Linked DNA regions of Homo sapiens: all the other regions are linked to region 3. The links are chromatin loops, found by intact Hi-C in ENCODE. Cell type or tissue: OCI-LY7. All regions are shown on one strand.

What was found. Hi-C counts contacts between places; a loop is a spot of excess contacts. Peaks named below come from ENCODE experiments on the same cell type or tissue, not always from the same donor. Only the 100,000 strongest peaks of a DNase experiment are listed, where the experiment ranks them.
Region 1: a loop joins it to region 3, with 8 times the contacts of the local background. A loop is called at or near these places in 39 of 110 quality-filtered maps.
Region 2: it touches region 3 in a loop (2.8-fold over the local background); 10 of 110 quality-filtered maps call a loop at or near these places.

The regions. Positions count from the first base shown.
Region 1 is chr15:59,619,136-59,627,135 of GRCh38, forward strand. GCNT3 (glucosaminyl (N-acetyl) transferase 3, mucin type) reads left to right here. Exons shown (of 3, transcript NM_004751.3): 3 at 1-3,588. The coding sequence ends at 420. Among named protein-coding and RNA genes, the nearest start is that of GCNT3, 11 kb to the left of the region's middle. In OCI-LY7, CTCF peaks have their summits at 3,385 (motif pointing left) and 3,588; a DNase peak (open chromatin) is centred at 3,386.
Region 2 is chr15:59,654,151-59,662,150 of GRCh38, forward strand. It overlaps GTF2A2 (general transcription factor IIA subunit 2), which reads right to left and starts at 3,365. Exons shown (of 5, transcript NM_004492.3): 1 at 3,256-3,365. BNIP2 (BCL2 interacting protein 2) reads right to left here. Exons shown (of 10, transcript NM_004330.4): 10 at 4,996-8,000. RefSeq lists an enhancer at 3,172-3,401. In OCI-LY7, no CTCF peak of the experiment used is centred here; a DNase peak (open chromatin) is centred at 3,391; H3K4me3 peaks cover 2,281 bases; H3K27ac peaks cover 1,681 bases.
Region 3 is chr15:59,529,426-59,537,425 of GRCh38, forward strand. No RefSeq gene overlaps it. Among named protein-coding and RNA genes, the nearest start is that of GCNT3, 78 kb to the right of the region's middle. RefSeq lists an enhancer at 5,062-6,261 and a silencer at 7,263-7,382. In OCI-LY7, a CTCF peak has its summit at 3,539; DNase peaks (open chromatin) are centred at 3,536, 5,936 and 6,296; H3K27ac peaks cover 1,716 bases.

The DNA.
Region 1 (8,000 bases), 90 kb after region 3:
GTGGCTTCCCGAGATTTCGTCCAACATGTTTTGAAGAACCCTAAATCCCAACAACTGATTGAATGGGTAAAAGACACTTATAGCCCAGATGAACACCTCTGGGCCACCCTTCAGCGTGCACGGTGGATGCCTGGCTCTGTTCCCAACCACCCCAAGTACGACATCTCAGACATGACTTCTATTGCCAGGCTGGTCAAGTGGCAGGGTCATGAGGGAGACATCGATAAGGGTGCTCCTTATGCTCCCTGCTCTGGAATCCACCAGCGGGCTATCTGCGTTTATGGGGCTGGGGACTTGAATTGGATGCTTCAAAACCATCACCTGTTGGCCAACAAGTTTGACCCAAAGGTAGATGATAATGCTCTTCAGTGCTTAGAAGAATACCTACGTTATAAGGCCATCTATGGGACTGAACTTTGAGACACACTATGAGAGCGTTGCTACCTGTGGGGCAAGAGCATGTACAAACATGCTCAGAACTTGCTGGGACAGTGTGGGTGGGAGACCAGGGCTTTGCAATTCGTGGCATCCTTTAGGATAAGAGGGCTGCTATTAGAGTGTGGGTAAGTAGATCTTTTGCCTTGCAAATTGCTGCCTGGGTGAATGCTGCTTGTTCTCTCACCCCTAACCCTAGTAGTTCCTCCACTAACTTTCTCACTAAGTGAGAATGAGAACTGCTGTGATAGGGAGAGTGAAGGAGGGATATGTGGTAGAGCACTTGATTTCAGTTGAATGCCTGCTGGTAGCTTTTCCATTCTGTGGAGCTGCCGTTCCTAATAATTCCAGGTTTGGTAGCGTGGAGGAGAACTTTGATGGAAAGAGAACCTTCCCTTCTGTACTGTTAACTTAAAAATAAATAGCTCCTGATTCAAAGTATTACCTCTACTTTTTGCCTAGTATGCCAGAAATAATATAAATATAAACAGATAAAGTGTGTGAGACTTTTTCTCATAACTATTCATGACATTTAAAATCCCTAGGGGCTGGCAAGAGAGTTCTCATTATTCTGAAATGGTCCTGACAAGCTGCATGAATAGCAATTTTTTTTTTGAGACAGAGTCTTGCTCTGTCACCCAGGCTGGACTGCAGTAGTGCAATCTCAGTTCACTGCAACCTCCGCCTCCCAGGTTCAAGCGATACTCCCACCTCAGCCTCCTGAGTAGCTGGGACTACAGGCATGCAGCACCATGTCTGGCTAATTTTTGTATTTTTAGTAGAGGCCGGGTTTCACCATATTCGCCAGGCTGGTCTTGAACTCCTGACCTTGTGATCTGCCCGCCTCGGCCTTCCGAAATGCTGGGATTACAGGTGGGAACTACTGCGCCTGGCCTACAAATAGCAAATTCTAACGAAGACAGGGGAACAGGGATGGTTCTTCCATTGTTAAAAGCCATCCTCATTTTGTTTATATTGCCAGGTTTGTGATTTTTCTGTAAAGGAAAAGGCAGGGTGATTTAACCAGTTTGACCACCTTTCCTGTACTCTTACAGGAAAATCGCAGCACTAATTCTAATTTTGTCCACTTTACAGCCAAAGCTTAGCTAATGTTCCATAAAGGAGATAATAGCCAATCAGGTAAGGTAATGTGTAATTCATTATTCAAAGTGGAACATGTTTTTGTAGGGGGAGAGTCTGCACTATTAATAATTGTATTGAGAAATAAAAATAAACTAGGACTATTCAGTTAAACCAGGATGTCTTATTATTCCATGTTTAGGCCTCTTGAGTCAAAACTCTTTTTTTTTTTTTTTTTTTTTTTTTTTTTGGAGACAGGTTCTCACTCTGTTGCCCAGGCTGGAGTGCAGTGGCATGATCTTGGCTCACTGAAGCCTCTGCCTCCCAGGTTCAAGTGATTCTCCCCCCAAACCTTGCAAGTAGCTGGGATTACAGATGTGAGCCACCATGCCCAGCTGATTTTTGTGTATTTTTAGTAAAGATGGGGTTTCACCATGTTGGCCAGGTTGGTCTCAAACTCCTGGCCTCAAGTGATCCACCTGCCCCAGCCTCCCAAAGTGCTGGGATTACAGGTGTGAGCCACCATGCCTGGTCCCCTCTTGAGTCAAAACTCTTATTTCAGAATGCGAATGGAAGGATCGCTATTAGTGATTCTGCAGATTACACATTTCCTTGCGGGGAGACAATAAGGTATGTGTAAATACATATATGTGTGTGTATGTATACACACATACAGCACGCTACCTCCCAAGTGTTACCTAGTGAAACAGTTTCCTTTCCGAAGCTCCAGAGATGGTTGTTGGCTAAGTTATACTCTTCTGTGATGGGCAAGGGATACTATAAAAACATAGGCAGTGCCCTTTGAATATAGTACAGCTCATCTTCTGCATACGATATGCCCTGGAAAGGTGATTTATATGCAAGTTAATTGGTGTAATCTGAAGGATGCTCCCATTAATACGTCATGATGTCATTAATATGTTTCTTCCTTTCTGATTTTTGTTTTTTTTTTTTTTTTTGAGACAGAGTCTCACTCTGTCACCCAGGTTGGAGTGCAACGAATGGCGCAATCTTGGCTCATTACAACCTCCGCCTCCTGGGTCCAAGCGATTCTCCTGCCTCAGCCTCCTGAGTAACTGGGATTACAGGTGTGTGCCACCTTGCCTGGCTAATTTTTTTGTATTTTTTTAGTAGAAACAGGGTTTCACCATGTTGGTCAGGCTGGTCTGAACTCCTGACCTCAAGTGATCCACTTGCCTTGGCTTCCCAAAGTGCTGGGATTACAGGCGTGAGCTACCGCACCCAGCCCTTTCTGAGTGTTGTCATTCAATTCATCAAGTTTTCTGTCATGATCAACTTTCTCTATGCAAACCCTGTAACTCTGACAGTTATCACTGTGTCTGACACAGTGAATTTTTTATTTATAAGGTAGTTACTTTTGGCCAGGTGTGGTGGCTGACGCCTGTAATCCCAGCACTTTGGGAGGCCAAGGTAGGCAGATCACTTGAGGTCAGGAGTTCAAGATCAGCCTGGCCAACATGGTGAATCCCCATCTCTACTAAAAATATAAAAATTAGCCAGACATGGTGGTGGGTACCTGTAATCCCAGCTACTTGGGAGGCTGAGGCAGGAGAATCGCTTGAACATGGGAGGCAGAGGTTGCAGTGAGCTGAGATCGTACCACTGCACTCCAGCCTGGGCGATAGAGCCAGACTGAGTCTCAAAAAAAAAAAAAAAGTTACCTTTTTTTGGTAAGGTTGTACTTCTTAGATAATGGTCATTGTCACTACCAACTTGCCTGCATTGTAATAGAGTCCTATTCACTTTGCTCCCAACCCCACTACGGAGATGACTGATGACTAGTTGTATACACAGTGGGTGTGCCCTGAGAGGTCTGTTGCCAGCAGTGGTGATCGATCACGGCCTCCCCCTGCTGGCTGATGTGATGGTCCTTGGTCCTCCTCTGAAGGAGGTAGAAGGGGCACACGGCCACCGTGGGAAGTAGGCAGAAAAGCCTCCCTGGGTGCAGATTCTCTGAGAAAAGAACTTTGGCCTCATAGTTAACTTACTCCAAAAGCTTTCATGTGAAATAATTTATAATTTTTTATATAAATAAAAAGATTAAAATGTGAACTTGTCATTTTTTTGGGGATAAGTTACTGAAATTTTTCAACCATTGAAATTTTCTCTAGAAATATATTCAGGTGCGTAGGAAGTGCTGTTTATTTAATAACACAGGGTCTTCATATCAGAGGGGTCGAATTTAGCCCTCATTTGTTTAGTGTATTATAGAAATCATACACCAACACATCTGCTGATTTTTCTCTTCCCTCTGAGTCATATCTGTGTCTTTAACCGTTCTCTGGTAAGGAAAAATCTCACAAATTAATTGAACAACTGTGTTTGTATTACCTCTCAGGGTTTGGATTTCCTCCTTATTTTTTATCTGTGGGCTATTGGTAAGCATTGTTTTAATAACTGCATTTTTGTTGTACACTCTGCTCATTGTAGTTTTTGTCTTTCTCTTGGTTGAGTGGAAAAAATGTTTTTTTTTTTTTTTTTGGAAACGGGGGACTCACTCTGTTGCCCGGGCTGGAGTGCAGTGCTGCAGTGATGGCTCACCACAGCCTCGACCTCCTGGGCTCAAGCAATCCTTCCACCTCGGCCACCTGAGTAGCTGGAACTGCAGGCGTGCTCAGGGAGTCTGAGGCTGCAGTGAACTATGATCATTGTGCCACTGCATTCCAGCTTCAGTGACAGAGTGAGACCCTGTCTCAAAAAGCAAAAACAAAAAACCCACAAAAGCGTTGACAGGGAATCCCTCAATAAAAAGGTGATGTTCAAGTAAAGGTCTGAAAGAAGGCCAGGCACAGTGGCTCATACCTGTAATGCCAGCACTTTGGGAGGCCGAGGCGGGAGGATTGCCTGAACCCAGGTCAACCTCCTGGGCTCTAGCGATCCTCCTGCCTCAGCCTCCTGAGTAGCTGGGACTACAGGCATATGCTACCATGCCCAGCTTGAAAATTTCTCAAGAAAGAAGGAGAAGGCCGTTGATAACCTTGCTTGGGAACATATGACATACATCAGTTGAGGAGGTCAAATACTTTGATTAAAACTGGAAAAAACATTGGGGCTAGGTGTGGTGGTTCACACCTGTAATCCCAGCACTTCAGGAGGCTGAGGTGGGAGGATTACTTGAGCTCAGAAATTTGAGGATGCAGTGAGCCATGATCGTGCTACTGCACTGCAAACTGGCATGAGAGCAAGATTCTGACTCTTAAAAAAAAAAAAAAAAAAGAATAATTAAATACCCTGCCTGCTTGTCTGCTTTAAGTACCTTACTTGAGCCAAAGATCAGTTTTTCTATTTTTTTAAGATTCTTCTTACTTTTTAAAGATGAGATCTCACTACGTTGCCTAGCCTGGTTTTGAACTCATGGGCTCAAGCAATCCTCTTTCCTCAGCCTCCTGAGTAGCTGGGATTACAGGCAGGTGCCACTGCACCTGTCCCCAAGAATCTGATCTTACTGCTTCCATTTAGTCTTTTTTTTGAGACAAGTTTTGCTCTTCTTGCCCAGGCTGGAGTGCAGTGGCATGGTCTTGGCTCACTGCAACCTCCACCTCTGGGGTTCAAGTGATTCTCCTGTCTCAGTCTCCCAAGTAGCTGGGGTTACAGGTGCCCGCCACCATGCCCAGCTAATTTTTGTATTTTTAGTATAGACAGGGTTTCTCCATCTTGGCCAGGCTGGTCTCGAACTCCTGACCTCAGGCCATCCACCCCCTTGGCTTCCTAAAGTGCTGGGATTACAGGTGTGAGCCACCACACTGGGCCCATTTAATTTTTTATTACAAAGATGAATAAGATATGGTTTCTGCCTCTATGAAGCTTGAATGTACTGGCAATCAATGAGATAACGTCTTCATCCCACAACTATTGTGCTCTTACTGTTTACCAGGAATTGTTCTTGGCACTGGGGATACATCAGTCAAAACACAGACAAAAATTCCAACACTTGTGTTGTTTGCATACTAGTGGGAAACAGACTGTAAATTATTATAAGGAAACAAATGATAGAGATCAAAGGAAGTGATGGAGAACTTGGGAGGATGGAGTAGAAAGGGAAGATATTTAAAATTTTAAATAGGGTGGCCTGGGCTGGGTGTGGAGGCTCACATCTGTAATCCCAGCACTTTGGAAGGCTGAGGCAGGAGGAAAGCTTGAGCCTGTGGAGTTAGAGGCTGTAGTGAACTATAATCATTGTGCCACTGCATTCCAGCTTCAGCGACAGGGTGAGACCTTGTCTCAAAACAAAAAAACAAAACAAAAACACACAAAACCAAAACCAAAACACACACACACACACACACCCACACACCCACCCATGGGTGGACAGGAAATCCCTCGATGAAAAGGTGATGTTCAAGTAATGATCTGAAGGAAGGTCAGGCATGGTGGCTGACGCCTGTAATCCCAGCACTTCAGGAAGCCAAGGAGGAAAGATTGCTTGAGCCCAGGTGTTCGAGACCAGCCTAGGCAACATGGCAAAACGCTGTCTCTACAAAAAATAGAAATATTAGCCAGGTGTGGTGCACACCTGTAATTCCAGCTACTTGGTAGACTGAGGCAGGAGGATTACTTGGGCTCAGGAGTCGAGGATGCAGTGAGCAATGATTGTACCACTCAGTATACTTCAGCCTGGGTGACACAGCAAGACCCCATCTCAAGGAAAAATAAAAACATCTGAGGAGACGAGGAAATGATCCATGAGGATTAAGGGGGAAGATCACATTCTAGAGGAAAGACTTGCAAGGCCCTGAAGCAGGAACCCACCTGTCATGTTTCAGGAACAGCGAGGAAGCTATTGTAAGTGGATTAAAGGAGGAGAAGAAGAGGAGTTAAGAGGGGCATACAGAGGAGGCCAGTAGAGGCTTTTTTAAGCTATTGTATGGAGTTTGTCTTCTCCTTTGAGTGAAATAGGCCATTGTAGGGGTTTCTGAGCAGAGAACTCACATTTTAATAGGATGACTCTAGCCTGCTGCATTGAGAACAGACTGGCTTGGGGGCGAGGGTAGAGCAGGGAGGCCAGTTAGGAGACTATAGCAATAATCCAGGCACTATGCAATAGTGGCTTGAACCAAAGCCGTAGTAGTAGAAGTGGTGAAAGTGGCCAGATTCTGGAATTTTTTTTTTTTTTTGTACAGGCTAGAGTGCAGTGGCATGATCTCAGCTCACCACAGCCTCGACCTCCTGGGCTCAAGTGATCCTCCTGCCTCAGCCCCCCAAGTGGCTCGGACTACAGGTGCATGCCACCATGTCCAGCTAACTTTGGTATGTTTTGTAAAGATGGGGTTTCACCATGTTGCCCAGGCTGGCCTTGAACTCCTGAGATAGGAGGCGATCCCCCCATCTCAGCCTCCTAAAGTGCCGGGATTACAGACGTGAGCCATCGCATCCAGCCTGGAAGTATTTTGAAGGTTCAGTGTGAGGATTTGCTGACAGATTGAGTTGGAGAGAAATAGAGGAGTAAATAACTCCAAGGGTTTTATCTTGTTAGAAGGATGGTGTTGCCACTAACTAAGATGGGAAGCCTGTGGAAGACTGGTTTTTCAGGGAAGGTCAGGACTTTGTGAACATATAAAACTGCAGATGGCTATTAGATATCCAAGTAGAGATGCTGAAGAGATGAATGTATATAGAAGTCTGAATTTGGGAGAGAGATCTGGATTGGAGATACTTACCTGGTGTTTAACAGCTTACAGATTGTGTAAAGTCATGAAACGGATAAGAACCTTAAAAGAGAGAAAAGGGAATAGAGGTTACCAAATGAATTGCAGTTTCCAAATTGCAGAGGGCAGAGAGACAAGGAGAAACCAGCAAAAGAGAGTAGGAAAGAAGCAACTAGAGTGGTAGAAGGAAAACAGGGTGAGTGTGATGTTCTGGAAGCAAACAGGAAAAAGTGTTTCAGGAAAGAGAGAGCTGATGATTGCATCAAAAGCTGCTGAGACTTGCATATGATGAGGATGAAGAAGTGACTATTGGATTTAACAACATGTAGGTAAGTAAGCTTGATAAGATCGGTTTTTGTGAAGTGCGGAGGTGAGCACTTGATTGGAGGTGGTTCAGGGAGAACAAAAGTGGATTCAGCAAGTATAGAAAATCTTTTGAGGAGTTTTACTTTAAGCCAAAAGAAGCAGAAAAAAAGTAAAGTAACTGGTTAAGAGAAGGTTATCTTGAAAATGTATAAAGTGGTAACCTGTTGGTATATTGATGGGAAAGATCTAGTCAAGAGGAAAAGATGTAGGAATGAGTTGGGAGGCTTGCCAGAATGATGACATCTTTGGAAAGAAAAGAGAGATGATTATTTAAGGGCCCAAGAAGAAAGGCTTGTCTTTCATGGAAGTATGAACAGTTCACCTACAGTAACAGGAGTGAAGGCAGCGTGGATGGACTCAGCTGTAGTAGATGGGTGGATGTTGTGGGATCTGTGGGGTTCTCTCATTGTGTCGCCTAGACTGGAGTACAGTGGCACGATCATGGCTCACTGC
Region 2 (8,000 bases), 120 kb after region 3:
CCACCAATGGCAGCATCCCATCTCAGTGAAAACCACAGAGTCCATGGCTTGGAAGGCCTATGTGATTTGGGCCCCCCAGTGCCTACTTCCCTATCTTCGCCCACTCACCCTCTCACTCTGCTCTGGTCATACTGGTCCCCTGCTGTTCTTTGACAGGGGAAGCATGATCCTGCTTGAGGGCCTTTGTGGTGGCTCTTCTTTTTGCTGACAGTATTCTTTCCAAATACCTGCATAGTTCACTCTCTCATTTGATTCAGATCTCTGGGTCAAGCATTACTCCATCAGAAAGGCCTTCTATAATCAACCTATAAGAAAGAATTACCTTCCTTCTTCCTCACACTGCTTTATTTTCATTCATACCAATAACTGAAGCTAACATATATATGCTTATTCTGTCTCCATCTACTAAAATAGATGACACACTGAAGACAGGGACTTCTGTTCATTTACATATTTACCAACTAGAACAACGTATGTAGTATCTATTAAGTATCTGTTGAGTGAAATACTTGGTAGTATGTTAAAGTGCTAATATATTAGAAATGTATCTGAGTATGACACAAAGTATTACACTTCACTGAGGAAACTGCAGCAATAACTTCCAGACTCACAGCCACATCCAGCTACCTACCAATAGCTATACAGGTTGAACATTCCTTATCTGAAATGCTTGGGACCTGAAGTCTTTTGGATTTTAGAATATCTGCATCGTATATACTTAGTGATTGAGTACCCCAAATTCAAGCTCTGAAATGCTCCAAAGAGCATTTCCTTTCAGTGTCATGTTGGTGCTCAAAGTTTTGGATTTTGGAGCATTTTGAATTTGGGATGCCCAACCTGTACCCATATACTCTCCCTCCCTGTCACTATAGTTGAACTCTATACCTATTTTTATCTAAATCCAATCCTTCTACCTTTGTATCAGGCATTGTCTTCTAATTCACTCAAGGATATTGTTCTGACAATTCAGTTGTTACTTCTCTCCCTCACCATCAAATTTTCCCTCTCTGCGGATCATTTCCATTAGCAAACACATAGGTGGCTACTTCTCCCACCTTAAAAAGTAAAACAAAACAAAAACCCCTCAACCCAAATCCCCTGCCAGCTACATCCTATTTCTCAGTTCCCCTTTGCAGCAAAATCCCTTAGTTTTGTCTGTATTCACTGTCTCCCAATTCCTTTTTTCCTATTTTCTCTTAAGCTAATTTTTGCCTCTAGCACTCTAAGGAAACAGGTTGGTGAAGGTCATCAATGGCAATGCTAAAGCTAATTCTCTAGCCTCACTCAGAATATTGGACACAGCTGATTACTCCCTCCTCTTTCGTACAGGATCTTACCTTGGCTTCTGGGACACTGCCCTTTTCGGATTGTCCTAACTCACAAGTTCATCCTTCTTAATACTGTTTGCTGGTTGATCCCGTTTTCGCTAAACTCTTAATATCACAGGACACAGTCCTTAGGCCTCTGCTGCTTTCCGTCTACACCCATTCCTTACGGATAACATTTATTCTCATGGTTTAAGTACCACTGCTGATGATCCCCAAATTCATATAGCATAGAACTTCTCACTCCTGAATCTAGCTGCCTACTCAACATCTCTATTTGTTATCTTTTGCATCGTGGCTTAAAGAACTCCATACTTCTACGAGCTTGGGCAAAACCTTTGATTTCATCCTCCACTCCCTCTATCTCACTCTCCATATCCAATTCCTAGCAAATACTGTAAGGCCTACCTTCAAAATGCATTCAGAATCCAACCACTTCTCACCATCCCTACGGTTATCACCCTGACCTGGGCCACTCTCGTCATCTGGATTACTGCAAAAATCTCCTAAATGATTTCCCTGCTTCTACACTCACCCCTACACTCTAATCACAACTCACAGCCAGGGTGATCTTCTAAAACTTCAGTTACAACATACCTCTCCTCTATTCAAAATCTCCCATGGCTTCTATCAGCCTTTACAATGATCCGGCTACCATGATCTCTTTGACTTTATCTTCTTGTCCCTCCACCCCCAAAACTCTTGCTCATCCCTCTCCAGATACACTGGCTTCCTTGCTATTCCTCAAACATGACAGGCCTAAAAGCATTTGTATTGGCTTTCCTATCTGCCTGAATGCTCTTCCTGATATTTACTTAGCAAATTTTCTTAATTCCTTCAAGTCTTTGCTCAAATAACACCTACTAAATGAGGCTCAAACTGACCACCGTCATCTTTAAAATACCAGTTCCCACCTCCACTCTGGAACTTTCCCGTACTCCTTTATATTTCTCTTTTTTTTTTTGATGGCACCATCACTTTCTAACACCATTATATATTTTATTTTCTGCATCCTCTAATAGAATGTAAGCTCCATGAGGGCAAAGCTTTTTATTTTGTTCACTTAAGTAAAATAGGCGTCTAGAACAGTACCTGGCACACAATAGGAGCCAAAAAAAAATCTGTTCAGTAAACGAAGGCAAATATCAGTAAGTATAATATGCGTGTGGGAGGGGAGAGGGGGTTAAAAAGGGCAAGAAGTCCCAATAGGTAGATAAAAACTCCACAGAGTAGGAATACAGAATCGTGCATCGTGTCCCATTTGACAAATTTTTGAGTTTATCTAGAAAATAGCCCTGCGTTAAACGTTTGTTAAAAGTGCTGATTTCAATGTTCTTACATTCTTTAAAAATTCCTTGTTAAGTGTTCTAATCTTTTAGATGTGGTATCAGCCACAGAAATTTATTGTTCCCTTCTTGTTTTGCAGTTCAGAAAATTAGAAGTCAAATTCGGAAGTAACTCGTCCTAGCATTTTTTGATTAAACCACCAAGTTTAAAATTCGTTCCTTTTGTCGGAGTTCGCACGAAGAAAGTTGGAAGGCAGACTTCAAACAACAAGCTACAAAGCACAGGAATGAGACATTTAAAAAATGCTCTCCGAAATTCGGCAAAACTCACAGGGCGCTAGTGGATGCTTTAAGACATTCACCTGGCTGAAAATACGGTGGTGGGCTGAAGACCTCCCCTAGGTGGGTTCTGTGGGCGCCCCGTGAACGACGAGCCTCCCGCCACGGGACGCGACCATCACCGCCGCCTCGCCGCCCTTCTCCGGTGCCGGCCGCGGGGCCTTGCCGGCAACGGTCGGTAACGGGCAGATCCCAGGAGCGAAGGGCCCTCAGAGACTACCCCACCAACGCACTCCGACTCCGGGGGGGCGGCAGGGAGCGCGGCCCTGCTTCCCTCCCTAACCCTGCCCTCCCTAACCCACTACCTGTGGGGAAGGCGCTTCCCTCCGCGGAGCGGACAGAAGCCGCCACGAGCCCGGCAGGAGGTTCCTACTTCTCCGACCACCTCTCCAGCCGCCGCAGAAACCGCAGAACTGAGCTGACGACCCGGAAGTGCTCGCGGAACCTGGAAGTGACACCCCGCCCGAGGGACGGGAGGCCCCGCCCAGCCCTGCTCTCGCCCGCCACTCAAGCCTTGTCAGGGAAGGGCGTGGAGAGGGAAGGAGGGGCGTCGGGCTGGAGCTTGAAGCCTTAAAGTGGTGGACAGGCGCTCTGCTCGAGTAATTCACCAGGTTTACTAAATCGTTCCTAAGGGAATTATAATTTTTAGAGACTAATCTTCTCCATTGTTAGATGCACAATTTAAGAAATGTAGGGCATTCATATTTCATGCCGGAAGTGTGTTCAGGGTAACAGTGTTGAAGACCTTGCAGACGAATTCTGAAAAGATTATAGCAGGGGCCGGGCGCGGTGGCGCACGCCTTAATCCCAGCACTTTGGGAGGCTGAGGCGGGTCGATCACCGGAGGTCAGGAGTTCGCGACCAGCATAATATGGTGAAATCCTGTCTCTACTAAATACAAAAAATTAGGCAGGCGTGGTGGCGCATGCCTGTAATTCGAGCTACTTGGGAGGCTGAGACAGGAGAATGGCTTGTACCTGGGAGGCGGAGGTTGCAGTCAGCTGAGATCGCGCCATTGCACTCCAGCCTGGGAAACAAGAGCGAAACTCCGTCTCAAAAAAAAAAAAAAAAAAAAAAATTATAGCAGGGTAAGCAGGGTATCTTCTTTACCCCTCGAAACAGGGCTGCAGGCAAAGTTTTTAGTTTGTGACCAGTTCATGAAGAACTTTAATTTGGGAGAAGTTATATTTAAAATTTGCATCTAATATGCAAGATAAATACTTCACTATAAATTTCAAGTTTGCAAAATCACAAATTGTTTTAGGTGTCAGGGTGCATGGTACACTAACTGGCTTAAACCCAGCAGTCATGTGTAGAGCAGTTTATCCTACAAAATAGCTGAATAGTGATTAAAGAGTATGTGCAAAACAACAACAACAAAACCACAAAAAACACCAAGTGGTATCAGCTGGAACCTCTGAGCAGGTCTATGAACTAAACAAGTTCTTCTTATTTAAGCCATGTTTTCGGCCAGGGGCGGTGGCTCATGCCTGTAATCCCAGCACTTTGGGAGGCCGAGGTGAGCGAATCACCTGAGGTCAGGAATTCGAGACCAGCCTCAACGTGGAGAAACCCCGTCTCTACTAAAATACAAAAAAAATTTCGCTGGGCGTGTTGGTGCATGCCTGTAATCCCAGCTACTCGGGAGGCGGAGGCAGGAGAATTGCTTGAACCTGGGAGGCGGAGGTTGCGGTGAGCCAAGATGGCGCCATTGCACTCCAGCCTGGGCAACAAGAGCGAAACTGTCTCAAAAAAAAAAAAAAAAAAAAAAAGCCATGTTTTCATTTTAAGCCACTCATGGTTTCATCCTTGGATTCCCCATTAATTAAAAAAAAATCTCAACTATGAAACACAAAGTTTCATTATTGTTTTGATGTTAAAATAAAGCAGGCTGAACTCTCTAATCCCCAAAGAATAGAAGCACTTAGACTATAGAAAGGGAAACAAGTGTAAAGGTCTGAAATTATTTAAGAGGTTTATAGGATAATTCAAAGCAAAAATTTAGTAGCATAATGAAAGAAAAATGTGATAAAAAGACAAAGACGAACGTTCCAATTAATTTATTTAAATTCATTAATGTTGCAAAAAATATGATGTGCAACAAATCAAGACACAAGTTATATTCCTAACAGGTCAAAGAAAATATTACATCTCCTTAGTAAATCATGACCAACTCTGGTATTTCTTACAGGGACCACATTAATATCTTGCACACACAGACATCAGAACTGAATTTCTGACAGTACTCGGCTGGGCAACATCATCTTAAGAGTAGGAAAATATCACAGTACATTAATTTTGTCTAAATGACAGCAATGAACCTGTGGTAACAAAAGTATTTTTGGAATAGATATCAAAGTGTGTTAATGTCTTAACAAACTCTGAATTGTGTTCTGTGTGAATAGTGCTCCAAGGGCTGTGCAAGTCAGTGGCCCTGAACATCATCAATATTTACTAGCTAGGTTTACACAAATAAACAAGCAACTGTTAAACGGACATTAAACTTTACAAAGTCCACATACAAAAAGTGCAGTGTAGAAGCTGATGAATGTTATTTTCCAAGTTCCTCCTTAGCCAAACTGCATAAAAATTTCAAAATGCAAATATTTTAACTTCTTGTTAAACATGATTCTAAGACATCCTACAAGCCTAGTATCATTAATTTGAAAGCACGAAATGATTTTCATTTGGTGCTTACGTGCTTTATGTGAATTTTTCATAGCATTTTACTTAGTTCTCAAAACATAAATAGGTCTATTATAAATAGTTGCAACATACTGTTATATTCAAATTTTAGTGTCACTCCTTACTGTTAAACATGCCAGACTACTTTATTTTCAATTATCCTTTAGAACTTCAAAGGAAAGTTACATAACTGGGTCTCACCATTGATCTGATTCTAAGTTCATTCAGAATTTCAAGAAGGGCAGAGGGGGATGCTTGCCAGGTAATTCTTTTGTATTAGCTTAGAACATTTGAGTAGATAATACCCCACTTCCCTCACCAGTTGGCCTTCCCATTCAAGTCTAAGTTCTTGACTCTTTCTCGCAGCAACTCAAACTACACAATTCCTATGACCTATAACAAGACCAGACCTATTTTAACAGCAAAATAGGTCTAACTTGTGAGTACATACATTAATGCCTCTTTTTACTCTATCCCTCTCAGATTTGTGGTCCATTTCTCAAATGTCCATATAGGATTGGAGAAAAAACAGGCATGAAAACAAAATAGAATGGTGTAGCAATCTCTATTTTCAGCCTATCTCCTACTCCCATTTGCTTGAGCAAGTTTAACACTTCTCCACATATAACATGGAAAAAGGAAGGATGAACCTACCGTAACATCTCTACCAATCTCATCAGGAAACTGGCCTGTTCTATCTGATATGTCCTAATGCTAATTTATCACTTGAAGAAATATAAAAAGCCACTTCTGTATAAAACACATGTCCAAATTCCCTGAGCATTCACATAAACAGCCAAATAGAAATGTTATATAGTCTTTTTAAAAGGCCTCTATCAAAAAGCAGATCTCTTACCTTTTTAAATTCTGGAATTACGGTTAAAAAAATTCTAGCTACAGATATATGCTTGCCAATCAGCATATTTCAGTATTCAGTGCACTTACTAGTGATGTCCATTTTGGAAGACTAAATCAATGTTCAGCAACAGTGAAATATGAAAAAACAAAAAAACCAACCAAAAACCCTCAATCCTAAACTTTTAAGTGCTGTAACTGCTAACCTTCTCTGCTCGAACTTGCTTCTGTATGAAGAGACAAAGAAAGAGAAAATATGAATTCTTATCATGGGTATGTATTATCAACTTTTCCCCCTTCAATCCACAGTCTTTATTCACATACCTTGCGTATAGCCTGCAGGTTTTCCTGCTGCATACAAGAAATGTTACCATCAGCAGTCACATATGGTACTTCCCTTAAAAGGACACACATGGCCGGGCGTGGTGGCTCAAGCCTGTAATCCAAGCATTTGGGAGGCTGAGACAGGCAGATCATGAGGTCAGGAGTTCGAGACCAGCCTAGCATGGCGAAACCCCGTCTCTACTAAAAATACAAAAATTAGCCGGGCATTGTGGCGTGTGCCTGTAATCCCAGCTACTCAGGAGGCTGAGGCAGGAGAAATGCTTGAACCCGGGAGGCAGAGGTTGCAGTGAGCCAGGATTGCGCCACTGCACTCCAGAATGGGTGACAGAGTGAGTCTCTGTCTCCAAAAAAAAAAAAAAAAAAAGAGAGGGCACACATACAGTGGCATCTTAGGTAACAACTATGTCTTTATCTCTTTATAAAGGTTTGCTTTCTCTTACTTCCTACTTTTATCACTTTCCAATGCCTCTGCTAGACCCTACTTAGAATCATATTTCTTCATATCTCCCTCTGAGTTAAAGATTGTTAAGCTTAAATTGTGGGGTGAATAGAACGTCTTCCCTTGGTGCTTGCTTAGGAGTATGATCAAGCAGAACACAGAATCAAATTATTTCACATGAAAAACTTCTGACTAAAAAAGGGGCACTTAGAGCCTAGTGACAGAAGCATCAAATTAAGCCAGTTAAATTAGATCCATGATCCCAACAGAAAGATAAAAGTACAATCACATATACTTTCACCTTGGTCAGTAATGGGAAATTAAAATGGAATAATATGGGAAATGTTAACTTAGCTATAGATTAGAAACAACAGACTTAATAAATGCTCTTCCTCTAACCTACTATTATGATCTTAAATCTTATAAAACATTTATTGTGGGTACATCTCTATACCAGATTCCATTAAGGTGCAGGTTAAAGCAGGTATCCCTTTAGTTTACTGATTCACAGCACCTCATTTTCATTATATCCCAGGTGTTATCACTGTTGTCTCTGAATTTTAATGTTTAACAGAATAGTCTTCTACTTTTAAAAAAAATTCAGAAAAACATCACTTTTGCAACATGTATCTACAGTTAGGAGCAATGACTGCAAAATCAAAAATCAAAATAATGCAAAAAAGAGTTGAAGTTATTCTTCATATTTTTTAAACTGAAGAACCAAGT
Region 3 (8,000 bases):
ACGGAGTCTCACTCTGTCACCCAGGCTGGAGTGCAGTAGTGCAATCTCGGCTCACTGTAGTCTCCACCTCCCAGGTTTCAGCCATTCTCCTGTCTCACCCTCCCCAATAGCCGGGACTACAGGCATGAGCCACCACTCCTAGCTAATTTTTGCATTTTTAGCAGAGAGGGAGTTTTGCCATGTTGGCCAGGCTGGTCTGGAACTCCTGACCTCAAGTGATCTGCCTGCCTTAGCCTCTCAAAGTGCTGGGAATGCGGGTGTAAGCTACTGTGCCCGGCCAAAGATATATTTTTAAGCAAAAATTGTTTAAAGCTGATTTTAATGTTTAAAATGTACCTACATCTTGGCCTGGTGCTGTGGCTGACACCTGTAATCCCAGCACTTTGGGAGGCTAAGGCAAGCAGATCACTTGAACTCAGGAGTTCAATACCAGCCTGTGCAACAAGGTGAGATTTAGTCTTAGCTACTCTGGGGACTCAGGTGGGAGGCTCACTGAGCCCAGGAGGTCGAGGCTGCAGTAAGCTGAGACTACCCCAATGCACTCCAGCGTGGGTGGCAAAGTGAGACCTAGTTTCAAAAAATAAATAAATAAAAATAAAAGTTTACCTACATCTTATTAAATATGGTTTGTTTTTGGGTTTTTTTTGTTGTTGTTGCTTTTTGTTTGCTTGTTTGTTTGTTTTTTGAGATGGAGTCTTGCTCTGTTGCCAGGCTGGAGTGCAGTGGTGTGATCTCGGCTCACTGCAATCTCTGACTCCCTGGTTCAAGCTATTCTCCTGCCTCAGCCTCCTGAGTAGCTGGGATTACAGGCATGTGCCAGTACGCCCAGATAATTTTTGTATTTTTAGTAGAGACAGGGTTTCACTATGTTGGCTAGGATGATCTTGATCTCCTGATCTTGTGATTTGCCAGCCTCGGCCTCCCAAAGTGCTGGGATTACAGGCGTAAGCCACCACGCCTGGCCATCTTATTATTATTATTTTGAGACTGAGTCTCTCTCTGTCACCTAGGCTGGAGTGCAGTGGCGCGACCTCGGCTCTCTGCAACCTCCGCCTCCCGGGTTCAAGCGATTCTCCTGCCTCAGCCTCCTGAGTAGCTGGGATTACAGGTGAGTGCCACCATGCCCGGCTAATTTTTGTATTTTTAGTAGAGACAGGGTTTCACCATGTTGGTCAGGTTGGTCTCAAACTCCTGACCTCGTGATCCCCCCACCTCGGCCTCCCAAAGTGCTGGGATTACAGGCGTGAGCCACCACACCTGGCCATCTTATTAAATATTTTTTATAAAAATAAGCCTATTTATGATTCAGGCATTCAATGTCCATCTAGTTGCCAATGTGTTGTCCTTTCAGCCACGTGGCTAATAGGGGCTTCCTGCTCTTATAATCTCTGGATGACTCATTATCTCCTGGTTGGCTTCTCAGTTTCCATAATGTGGGTGACCAATTCCCTTTATTAAATTATCTGTGTTTGGAATACCTAGGGAGGATTCTGTTTTCTTGAATGGACCCTAACTGACGTAATGCTTAAGGAGAGTAATTTGCTTCTGTAGCTATCACACTGTTTCTCCATAGCACCTATCTGCTTTTCCTTTGGTGCTGTGTGGCTCTCGTGTTCTAATAAACCAATACCCTCTAGGGCTAGCTAAGGCTTTTTGAGTACCCGACATTGTGCTAGGTGCTCATCCCTGTGTCCGCGAACAAGTCCTGGACAGAGCAGACCCTTGTCCTTGCCACAGGCACCTGCTGGTCCATCACTTCCTCTGGCCTCACCCAGGAACCCTCTGGCCTAGAGTTTACCTGTCTAGCAGCTGCTGTGCTGCTGCCCAAACCATGTTGGGCGGGACCAAATGCCGGGTGTCTTTAGTAAGTCTTCACCTTCCCTCTTCCTCCTACAAGGTTCTCAGCTACCTCCAGCCTACCTGGGCATTTTTACCAGTTTGTCCACTGCAGAGTTTCACCTCAAGAGGAAGAAAAGGGAGAACACGTTTGTCAACGTTCCTTTCTCCTCCCCACACTCCACTTGTGTGAAAAAGAGAACCGGCTTTCTATTTCTGCTTCCTCTCTAGGGTGGCCTTCTCGCTGTCATTTCTTCCTTTCTAGGGGGATGAGGGAGCCTTAAGTCCCTTAATGGTAGCAGGAGTATTCCTTCTGCATCATGGAAGTGAGTTTGTCATCTGACTTAGGCTTAGAGTTAGTGACTCTGACACAGTTCTAGGAGCCAAAGGAACTTAGAAAATTCTTTCATGACAAAGCCTGGCTTTTAAGACTATCGTCTTTCTGTGCTTTCCAGGTATCTATTCTGAATTTCAAAACTGAATATGGACTGCGTCCTCTTTGAGTTCCTGTTGTAACAGTCCTAGTTCCCTCTTGGGCAAATGGATGCCTCTGCAGAAGACGGGGCAAGTCAGGGGGAGGACAAGGAAATGCAAGGGACACCAGCAAATTAGTAAATTTCAAAACTATTGTTTCCATTAACTACACATGGGTGTCTTCTCCCTAAACTGTGATCTACTTGAAGGCAGGATTACATTTTCCCCAATATTTAAAAAAATATCTATGAGAAGTCAGGTGCTAATCGTGAAAGCACTTGCAGGTTAACTAAGGTCTCAGGTGTCCTTATGTTGTCTCATATTATGACAGCTCTTTATAGTGCGTCCCACACCCATTAGATCACTTAACGATAGTTCCAGATGGGTTAAAGTCTCTGATTAATGAGAAATAGAGGCCGGGTGTGGTGGCTTATGCCTGTAATCCCAGCACTTTGGAAGGGCAGATCAGTTGAGTTCAGGAGTTCACGACCACCCTGGCCAACATGGTGAAACCCCGTCTCTACTAAAAATACAAAAATTAGCTGGGTGTGGCAGAGGGCGCTGGTAATCCCAGCTACTTGGCAGGCTGAGGCAGGAAAATTGTTTGAACCTGGGAGGTGGAGGTTGCCGTGAGCCAGGATCGTGCCACTGCACTCCAGCCTGGGTGACAGAGTGAGACCCTATTTCAAAAAAAAGGAGAAATAGAATAAATTGATAAATCGATTAATGCGCTGTTATTAACTGATCTTTGTAAAACGTCTATGTTTGGGGGTAAAACACTAAAAAAAAGGCAGGGGGACAGGGTGTAGTGGCTCACGCCTGTAATCCCAGCACTTTGGGAGGGTGAGGTGGGAGGAGGATTGCTTGAGGGAGGAGACCAGCCTGGGAAACATAGTGAGACCCTGTCTCTAAAAAAAGAAAGAAAGAAAAAAATCTCTGAGAAAGAAAAAGAAACAAAAGAAAGGTAAAAATATGGGGGACCACTGAATTAATCATTTATTGAGAATGTCTCCACGCAAAGTGCTCTCATGCACATTTTTTCTTCCACATGTCGTTTCTGGGCAACGTGAAAGATAAATTTTGTTACAGACCTCTTTTAAACAGGTGTTTTGAAAGCTAGAGGGTCTAGATATGCCTGACTTCATAAAATTCAGGAAGCAGAAATCATTTCAGTTTCACCTCATTTCAGCTTTTTCTAAAACTAATGCAGAACTGTAGTCTATCCCTAGGTGGCGCATTAAGCTAAATTTTTGAGAACCTGCTGCCCCGCACCGACCCCTGCCAACCTCCCATGTCTTAAATAATGATGACCTGATACATGTACGGGACTTTGTAATTGATAAACCACTTTACCTCCCTTATAATAACCCTGTGTTACCATTACTATTCTCATCCTCCGATGAAGAAACTGAAGTTATGAATTTTAATTGAATATGTGAATAAGCGTAAATATTTTGCTTAATATTTATGTGTCAGACACTTTCCTACCCACTGGGTAGGAAATTACTATTTCTTAGCAGCCATCTTAGACCTTAGGGAAACAAAAAGAAATTAAAGAAAAAAGAGAAATTACAGCTTCCATTTTACAAATAGAAAAATGAAATATCAAGAAAGTTTGGTCAAGGTCACATAGCCAGTGAAGCAAGGCTGAATACCCAGCTCCTTTGGCTCCAGGTCTGGTGAGTTTCCTAGCACAGCCTTACTCTAGTCCTAAAATTTCTGGGAAGGAAGTCCTGTGTCAAACCTTTGCTTTCTTTGCATACTCTCTTAGGTCTGCATTTCATTGACCTTTAGAGCTGCAAAGAAGAAAGACAGACAGTAAGAAGGGAATGGGAGTTAACATTATTGCATTCGTGTGTAAAGTCATTCATTTCAGGTCGGGCCCAATGGCTCACATCTGTAATCCCAGAACTTTAGGAGGCAGATGCGGGCGGATCACTTGAGGTCAGGAATTCAAGATAGGCCTGGCCAACATGGTGAAGCCCCATCTCTACTAAAAATACAAAAATTAGCTGGACACGGTGATGTGCACCTGTAATCCCAGCTACTCAGAAGGCTAAGGCAGAAGAATCACTTGAATCCAGGAGGCAGAGGTTGCAGTGAGCTGAGATTGGGCCACTGCACTCCAGCCTGGGCGACAGAGCAAGACTCTGTCTCAAAACAAAAAAACAAACAAAAAAAAGTCTTTCATTTCAACCTGAAAATCCCTCCTCTCTTTCATCATCCCTCCTGCCATGTTTCTAAGGTGTCTCTGTGACACCTTTTTCTAGTAGATCCCCACTGCCCATTGTAATTTTAGGTAGCTTGGCCCTTTGGATCAAGCCTCCTCATTATTTTCAGATTTTCCTCATTGAAAATGCTTGGTTGTGGTAAGCAGTTTCCCTCTTTACAATGTGAGTTCCCCGACTCTGGGCCCTTAATCCCTCTCAGAATATAAACTGTATTCTAATATCTAGAAAGAAACCAATAGTTAATAGGAAATTAATATGTATTGTTGAATAAATATTATTACTGAAAATGTATTAAAACATAGAGGTAGGTGGTATTGTTTCTATTTGAGGATGTTCTCTCTTTCTTTCTTTCTTTTCTGTCTTTTTTTTTTGAGACAGAATTTCATTCTTGTTGCCCAGGCTGAAGTGAATGGCATGATCTTGGTTCACTGCAACCTCTACCTCCTGGATTCAAGCGATTCTCCTGCCTCAGCCTCCCTAGTAGCTCGGATTACAGGCATGCGCCACCATGCCTGGCTAGTTTTGTATTTTTAGTAGAGATGGGGGTTTCACCATGTTGGTCAGGCTGGTCTCGAACTCCTGACCTCAGGTGATCTGCCTGCCTTGGCTTCCCAAAACGCTGGGATTACAGGCATAAACTACAGCAACTGGCTGACGGTGTTGTTTCTACTTGAAACATCAGTGAATCCGCAAATGGTATGAAACTATATGGAATGCTAGTTTTCATACGCGTCCATGTGAAGAGACCACCAAACAGGCTTTGTGTGAGCAACATGGCTGTTTATTTCACCTGGGTGCAGGCGGGCTGAGTCCGAAAAGAGAGTCAGCGAAGGGAGATAGGGGTGGGGCCATTTTATAGGATTTGGGAAGGTAATGGAAAATTACAGTCAAAGGGAGTTGTTCTCTGGCGGGCAGGGGTGGATCTCACAAAGTACATTCTCAAGGGTGGGGAGAATTACAAAGAACCTTCTTAAGGGTGGGGGAGACTACAAAGTACCTTCTTAAGGGTGGGGGAGATTACAAAGTACATTGATCAGTTAGGGTGGGGCAGGAACAAATCACAACGGTGGAATGTCATCAGTTAAGGCTGTTTTTACTTCTTTTGTGGATCTTCAGTTACTTTAGGCCATCTGGATGTATACGTGCAAGTCACAAGGGATGCGATGGCTTGGCTTGGGCTCAGAGGCCTGACACTAGTTATTATAAAATGTACTTTCAGCAGTCTTCTGGGACTTGACTACCTTGTGGATTGTACTAGAAATGTCAGGTATGGTGACTGCTCTGCCCACCACTCTAAATGAAACTGTCCCCCCACAGTCTCTGTTGCCCAGGTGTCCTATGTCCCTCGTCACAGCTGAATGGACCAAGGCAGATGTGCTATCAAGGACAGCCAATCACAAGTGAGCAGTAATCTCTGATATGCTTTGGTGCAAAAAGCTGAGTTGAGTCAACAGTTATTTAAATTTGTGTGCAGTCACTTCCGTTTGCTGGGGAATGGCGTGGTGAGGGAAGATTGATATAAGTTACCTCATATCTGGGTTACATGGATATATATCCTACAGTTGCTTAAAATACATTTCAGGATTCTTTGGTTTGCAGCATGTGTTTTGGAAAGGACAGGGAGAGGAAATTTAAGAGGTGGAGTGAAATCCAGGGACCCTTCACCTGCCACAAAAAGTGACGGGGCTTTCTGGTGTCAAGCAGGTGACAGGCTGTGCAGGGCTTTGCCCCTGAGGGTTCGACAGACAAAAGCAAGGCAGCTGTCACATAGGGGAAGGAACACAAGGCAAAGGGTTTGAGTCTTCACTCTGCCGATTATGAGATGTCTGCCATTGGACAAAAATGTGTGTGTGTGTGTGTGTGTGTGTGTGTGTGTGTGTTAATTTGTGGAGATGGGGTCTCACTATGTTGTCTAGGCTGGTGTCAAACTCCTGGCCTCAGTCAAGTGATCTTCCTGCTTCAGGCTCCCAAAGCATTGGTATTACAGGTGTGAGCCACTGCACCTGGCCAAAAATATAAGTTTTCAAAGAGTCATCTAAATATCTGTGTCAATTAGCAATAAATTGATAATACTAGGTTGGCACAATAGTAATGGCAAAAACTGCAACTACTTTTGCAGCAAGCTAATAATACCTCTAGGTGTCTGTTTTATATGTTTTATTATGCAGAATAATTCTTAAGGAGCTTCTTCCAAATGTAGGTTTTGTTTAGAATCTACCCCATGAAGATTCTGCTTCAGTGGTTGTGGACATTCACCTAGACCTGGGGTGAGTCTGACTCAGGTCGTCCTTGGACCACATCTTGAAAAATTCCGCTCTGGATGAAGAAACTAGAAACAGGAGACAAACTCCATTCCAATTGATGAGCTTCTTTCTGGCTGCTCAACTAGACCATGGCCACCCTGCAGGATGCTAGAAAGTCTGCAGATTTGGGAGTCCCAGTCGCTTAAAGGAGCAAACACCAGCCTGGGTCTTCTCCAAGATGGCAGGATCATCCCGCTTTAAGGCAAGAACCGAGCAGCATCTTCTCACCTGCTCATTCTTAGGTGTGACAGCGTGAACCTAGGAAGGAGGAAGCCAGTCAAGCAGGAGCGATGTTGAGTATTTCTTGAGAAAGGAGACATGGTTTCTTCTACATGGATGTGTTCTTGAGGCTAGTTTGGGGGCTAAGCTGGCAAATGTGAGGAAGAGACTCAGATGGCTGAAAGAGCAGCTGCTTAAAGTGCAAAGTGGCTGGTTGAACCAGCCCCTGGGCAGATGCTGATTAGAGAGAGCCCCGTAATGAAAGTGGGATTAGGGGCCAGGCGCGGTGACTCATACCTGAAATCCCAGCACTTTGGGAGGCTGAGACAGGTGGGTCACGAGGTCGGGGTTCAAGACCAGCTTGGTCCAAGATGCTGAAACCCCATCCCTACTAAAACTACAAAAATTAGCCTCATGTGGTGGTACATGCCTGTAATCCCAGCTACTCAGGAGGCTGAGGCAGGATAATCACTTGAACCCAGGAGGCAGAGGTTGCACTGAGCCCAGATCACACCACTGCACTCCAGCCTGGGTGACAGAGCAAGATTCTGTCTCAAAAAAAAAAGAAAGAAAGAAAGAAAGAAAGAAGGAGGGATTAGGTTAGAGCTATGAAGAGAAGACTCCACTCTTTGTGTGTGTGTGTGTGTGTGTGTGTGTGTGTATGTGGGTTTTTTAAATTTAATTTTATTTTTTGAGACAGAGTCTCCCTCTGTCACCCAGGCTGGAGTGCAGTGGCATGAACATGGCTTTGCTCACTGCTGCCTTGACCTCTTGGGCTCAAAAGATCCTCCCACCTCAGCCTCCCAAGTAGCTGGACTCACAAGCGTGTGCCACCTCGCCCAACTAATTTTTAATTTTTTTTGTAGACACAGGGTCTATGTTGCCCAGGCTGGTCTCTAACTCCTGGGCTCAAGCAATCCTCCCACCTTGGCCTCCC